Linked DNA regions of Homo sapiens: region 1 is linked to region 2. Evidence: chromatin loops called from intact Hi-C (ENCODE). Cell type or tissue: MCF 10A. All regions are shown on one strand. Each heading gives the region's core, and the rest is flanking DNA. Links, peaks and the distances in the headings are about the cores only. Region 1 has its middle 440 kb from the start of LINC02720. Region 2 has its middle 600 kb from the start of LINC02720.

Region 1 (2,926 bases), core at 283-2,782, 160 kb before region 2:
TAGATATGACAACTGAGGCTTATATAAATGAATTATTCAAGTTCACACTAGGTGGCAGAGATGGGATTTAAACCCACATCTCTTGACACCAGATCTAGACTCTTTTTAAAAAACCACTCATACTTAGGAGTTCTGGGCTGAATGATTTCTTATGACCAAGATTATAATTAAAATAGAAATTTACACCATAACTCCACTCTGGTGTAAACAGCAGGAAGTAAAATTAAGCTAGGGAAAGCTTATGACCCTTATTGTCAGTTAGAACATTGACAAATTTATTTCAGAGGCACTAAACCCAAGCCCGAACAGACTCATCTCTTCTGCTTGTCTTTATTTTACCTGCGCCATCTGGCTGCATTCTGCCTTACCAAGGACCTCTGGATATTTTGAGTTGTTTTTCTTTATAACAAAAATAAAATATAACAGCAGATTTCATTATTGAGAATAGTTATTTGTAAAAATCACTGAAATCAGTCACATACAGGTTTACATTTTTATAACCATCAGTCTATTTGGGATATTAGTATACAGTTTTGTTCTCATACATCTGACTTCTTATAAATTTAGCCATTTATTCAAGAAACCTTTACAGAGCACCTTCTGTTTTGCTAGGAACTTGTGCTCCTTCTTGGATGATGATGTGTTGATGACCAGGTGATGATGTGATGACCTCAGAGTCTTTTGAGGAGCCAGATTATATTGTAATTTAAGTTCTCCAACAAAAATATAGCCGTGAAGCATTGGGGAAGAGAAGGAAGAGATTAAATAGCCCTGAAGGGGATTTGGCAAATTTCCACAGACTTGGAAGCTTTTAACTTGGAACTTTTAGTACTCCATCAGTATTCCATCAGCAACCTGAAGATTGAAAATGGGTATTGCAGAAAGACTACCATCCACATGAAGCCAAAAACGCAAAAAAAAACTATGTGGCATGTTTAGGAAATATCCAAAAAGAAAAATGAGATGGAAGGAGAAATATTAGCTGGGGAGCATTGCAAGCTATGTTAGGGAAGTTGGAATTAATCCTAAGAGCAATAAGAAAACACTACATTGTTTTCAGCAGAGGGGCGACACCATCGGATTTTCATTTTTAGAAAAATTTCTTTCTCATTCACTTACTACCACATCTCTTTCCTTTTTTTATTGCGAAGGAAAGGCAATTGATTTATTTCTTAAACAGTGACTCTGGTAACAATGCGAAGAACAGATGTTGGTAAAGTATCAAGGGGTAATTAAAGGTGGGAAAACTACATAAGGAACTTTTAACAGGTAAGAAATTGATTCCATGAATATCAAGTGCCTACTATGTACTGGATACTTTTCTATTATTCTAGAAGCTAGGAGTATGTTAGCTTATCAATACTCCTACCCCTCTTGGAACTTACACTCTGGTGTGAGAAGATAGAATATAAATCAGTAAGTAAAATATACATTATATATAATGCATTTATGTATACATAATATCTGGTGATGACATGCTATATATTTCATATATATATAATATACATATTTTACATATGTATATCTATCGATAGCTAGAAGACAGAGATAGAAACAATGTCAGATAATCTTATAACTGGTGGAGGCAGGCTGCAAACACAAGATTGTGACTTTGGGCTCAGCTTTCTATTAGGTTGGAGCAAAAGTAATTGCAGAAAACTAATTGCAGTAATTGCAAAAGTCAATCACAATCACTTTTGCACCAACTTAATACTTACCGCCCATCTTTGTAACCCTTGCCATGCCTAGCACAGTGCTAGTCACCAGGTGGCACTAGTCCCCCCAAATCTGATGAAGCAGCTACTCCTGGGGGAGGACAAATCTGACCCTATATCTAGCGCCGTGAATTCCAGTTTCGCTTTTCCTTCTCTGAATTTCAAAACTGCAAAAGCCTCTCATCATTAGCAGATATCTTGAAAACCTCATTTACAACATGTTCTCCAGTAACAGCAGCAATTACTCTTCATCATTATTTATACTAATTTGATGCTTCATTGAGATTATTTTTATGCTTGTCCTTCCTAATTTTTTCTTTCTTTTTTTTTTTTTTTTGTAAACTGTAAATGAGAATCAATGTAAGGAATTGATGTCAAGTTTTAGGTAGCTGTTAACATGACTAGGGTTATCTAACCTTACTATGTTGATTGTAGTTTCTTTTCTGTATCTTCCAGCAAACGCTCAAATTGATTTTAAAATGCTGCTATTGACCTAAAGATTCTTAACAACAGGAGGTTTAAATGTTTTCATTGTTATGTTTCCTGCCTATAATAGCAATTACTATTCAGAGTCTGCAGCAGGGGATTGAATTTCATTGTAGGTTTCAGTACAGAAGCAAGGGCTAAGTGTCTCCTGGAGATACAGAATGAGAAGAGGAGCCACCTGGCATTCAGTCCCACCTTCACCCCTAGAATAAATCTGCTCAGTAACACTTCTGCCAGAAAGTCATCCAGTTTCTACTTGAATGATATCTGGGAGTTGGTGACCCAAAAATGAGCAAGAGATGTTGGGGTGAAGGTTCAAAACACCTGAGTGTAAGCTCTTGCTCTGTCATCAGTTTTGTGGCTTTCAGTAGAATGCCTCATCTGTTGAAGCATCAGTCTCTCCATCTGCAAAATCAGAATACTAGTCTCCATTTCAGAAAAATTATCTATCTCAAAAATAATGCGTGAAAAGAATCAGAATTCAATACATAATTTAAAATTATGCGTATGATTGTATCCTTGGGTGTGTGTGTATGGTATGTGGAGGTACTTTGCTGACTTACACCTGTGGAAGGAGAGGGAAGGAAGGAGACTTGGAAAATAAAGTATCTTAGACTGCACTGTAATTCCAGAAAAGTTCAGCCAGGGCAAATCAAAGTCATTCACTGGAGGAATACTGCTTCCCATAAGAATGGGAGTGTCTTAGTTTCTCCAGTATACTCTGT
Region 2 (2,926 bases), core at 206-2,705:
AGAACATAATAGGATGGGCTGATTATTGGTTTTTTGTTTAAAAGCCGTGCAGGGGGTCCTGAAATCAGTGCTCTGACACATTTCCCATGATAGTTTTACAGAAGAAGCTGTTTCTTTCTTTGTAGTTAAGATGAAAAACCTTTAAATTGCAGAAGGTAGAGCAATCATTTCTGAAAAGACAATGAAACACAAGCAAGTACATAGCCCATTGATACTTTTGATGTAGACTCTCATTTTTAGTATCTATCAGATGTTTTAGACTTAAGTCCTAGCCCCGGTGTTGTAATGAGCAAGTCATTGAAGGCCATTGATTAATTTCCTCATCAATCAAATATGTTAATCAAACACACACACACAATTAATGTTAAGGTTAGGGAAGAAGATGACTGGAGTGGCAGTCTTCCCCAGTGCCCACATCACTCCTTTACATTAGAATAGTCTCTCTTCATGTCTTTCTTTTTGACTGCATTCATCTTCTTGAGGGAAAGCATTTTGTCTAGTCAATCTTCATAATCCCATGGCCCTAGCACAGGGCCTAGAGTTAGCGCTTGGTCATTTGGTTATAAAGTCTATTGAACTTTAAGTTCCCCAAGGAATCCTATGAAAACTCAGGCCAGAAGTGAAGAGGAGGTGAAAGCCTAGTCCAACCAAACCCCCTCCTTTTGGATCTCCTCAACAATGTTTCCTTCAAAAGTTCTCCCAGTATCTCCCTAAGTTTTTCCAGGACAGAGAGCTCACTAGCCAACAATGTACCCAGAATCATTTCTGGGCATCTTTGACAAACAGAAAGCTGTTATCTCTACTTTTCAATACTAGACAGAACTGGCATTGAAGCAACCAAGACTGCAGAGGTTAGCACTTTATCTCTGACTGAGACACTGAGTGACCCGCTAGAACAGCCAGGCATATTTCAGGTCATTAATCACACAGGAAAGCTGGTCATCTCTTTGTTTTCAACATGTCACAGACAACCTGGAATTACTCCAGATGGACCCATTGACTTTGGAGAATTTTATAGTGCTGATTCCTTTTTCACAGAAGAGTAGTTTGAGTGATTATTATATCCTCTCAAAAACAGGTACATCTCCTGTCCTGAATTTAGCTTAGTGAAATAACTCCTGCCCTTCTCAGGAAAGAATCTTCTGTAGCCACCTTTAATCTTGCCTTCCAGAGAGGATGAAATGTTCCAAGCGATGGGAAATTTGTGTTCCTCTGCATTTTCACTTTGTGTTTCCCTTTTCACTTCTCTAGTGCACATTTCCATAGTGAAGAAGCTGGTAATGGATGGGGCAAGGAGGCAGGAATCCCATACGTCACTTGACTCAGAGATTCCTAGTACAGGGCGTGTGCCAAGTAAACCACACTCAGCATTCTTTGGGGCCCACTGCCCTGGAGATATGGAGCCTGGTGAGACCAGAGAGAGACAGCAGGTTTAAAAGGGTGAGCCTATCTATGTCACATAGAATTCAGAGACATACTGTTCTCCAGGTGACTTTTTATTTTATTTTTAGAGTGTTTTTTGTACATACATATCTGGGACTGGAGGTCGGCTGGGAGCATGCAAGAAATGCAGGCTCTCAGGAATCAAAGGGAGAGATCAGTTTCCTCCATTTATTTTCTGTAAGCTAAACATTTCTTTTGTGGTATGGTTTTGGTTCCCTTCAAGGCCCAGTTCACCCCCTCTCAGTGTACTGCTGCTGGCCCTGAAGGTTAGACTTCCCACCATCATGAAGTGTTCTGACATCCCACTGCCATTACTTGTCTCACTAGAAGCCAGTAATAATCTGTCAGAATTGCTGTGGCTTAAATGTGCCAATCACGTATAGCATTTATTTTTCCCATTGAGCTGTTAGTTTGTTTCTTTGGCTTGCCTTTAGCCACAGGCTGCGGGTCATATGATGAAGATGGTTTTATTGTTTATAATTATAATAAGAGCTGTTGCAGGATTTTGCTCACCCTTTAACTGTTACTATTACACAATACCACGATGGCTGGCCAGAACAAAGCCAGGCTGGAAGTACGGCTAGAATATTAGGAGTGGGGTGAGAAGGATGAACACTCACAAATTCAGTATGTCAGGTGGGTTAGGCAGAGGCCATGGGAGTCATCCACATTTTAAAGGACAGAAAGACTTTGTTTCTCCTTTTTCTTATTTGTTTTTGTTTTTGAATAGTGAGAGCACTAACGACACGAGTCTAGGTTCCACCAATCGAACTGAGGCAAATAGATCCTAGAGAGACAAAAAAATAAGCTGTCAATTTCAGGAAGGATATCAGTCAGGCTAGGTGTTCAAATGGGATAAAGGTCAAGACATGTAAACTGTAAAGTGCTAGACAAATCTAAGCTGATTTTACTATCGTGAGAATGAAGCCCAGGAAAAGTATCTGAGAAACCAAAATGCCTGGAATTACTAATGGCCATTATCACAACATGCTATTTGCTGTTTCCAATATGGCATATTTCCTGGTACATTAAAGCTATTTGATGAGCAATTTCTATCTTTTAAAGAACTCCTAGTGTTTTTTCTTAATTTGGAGACATGAATATGCCCAGGATGAGTCAAAGAATAACTGTAAGGTGAAATTTCTTAGGATTGAAAAAATTAATATATTCTCTCTCAATCACTCTATCACGCTAAGACTACTTTGGTGTAATAAAAAATACATATTTTGGTCTTTGTCCCTGGTTCCTGGCAGAGAGTTCCTAAAACTTACACTTTTCTGAGTGGTAAGAGAGTCTTTGGTTATTCGTAATGAGCCCCTTTGGAACAAGCCTATGTCTATACTAATATGGTGACTGAGGTTGGGCCACTAGATAGCCTCAAGATGGGAGCTGGTCACCAGAAAACCAACACATGATTTAAAAAGTGGAAATTCTCAGCCTCTTCTTCCTCCTCACCACAGGGAGGGAGGAGGGGCTGCAGATT

Evidence for each region. Hi-C counts contacts between places; a loop is a spot of excess contacts. Peaks named below come from ENCODE experiments on the same cell type or tissue, not always from the same donor. Only the 100,000 strongest peaks of a DNase experiment are listed, where the experiment ranks them.
Region 1: a loop joins it to region 2, with 2.4 times the contacts of the local background. A loop is called at or near these places in 2 of 110 quality-filtered maps.

The regions. Positions count from the first base shown.
Region 1 is chr11:80,319,813-80,322,738 of GRCh38, reverse strand. No RefSeq gene overlaps it. Among named protein-coding and RNA genes, the nearest start is that of LINC02720, 440 kb to the left of the region's middle. In MCF 10A, for the core only: a CTCF peak has its summit at 1,770 (motif pointing right); no DNase peak of the experiment used is centred there.
Region 2 is chr11:80,161,624-80,164,549 of GRCh38, reverse strand. No RefSeq gene overlaps it. Among named protein-coding and RNA genes, the nearest start is that of LINC02720, 600 kb to the left of the region's middle. In MCF 10A, for the core only: no CTCF peak of the experiment used is centred there; a DNase peak (open chromatin) is centred at 1,339.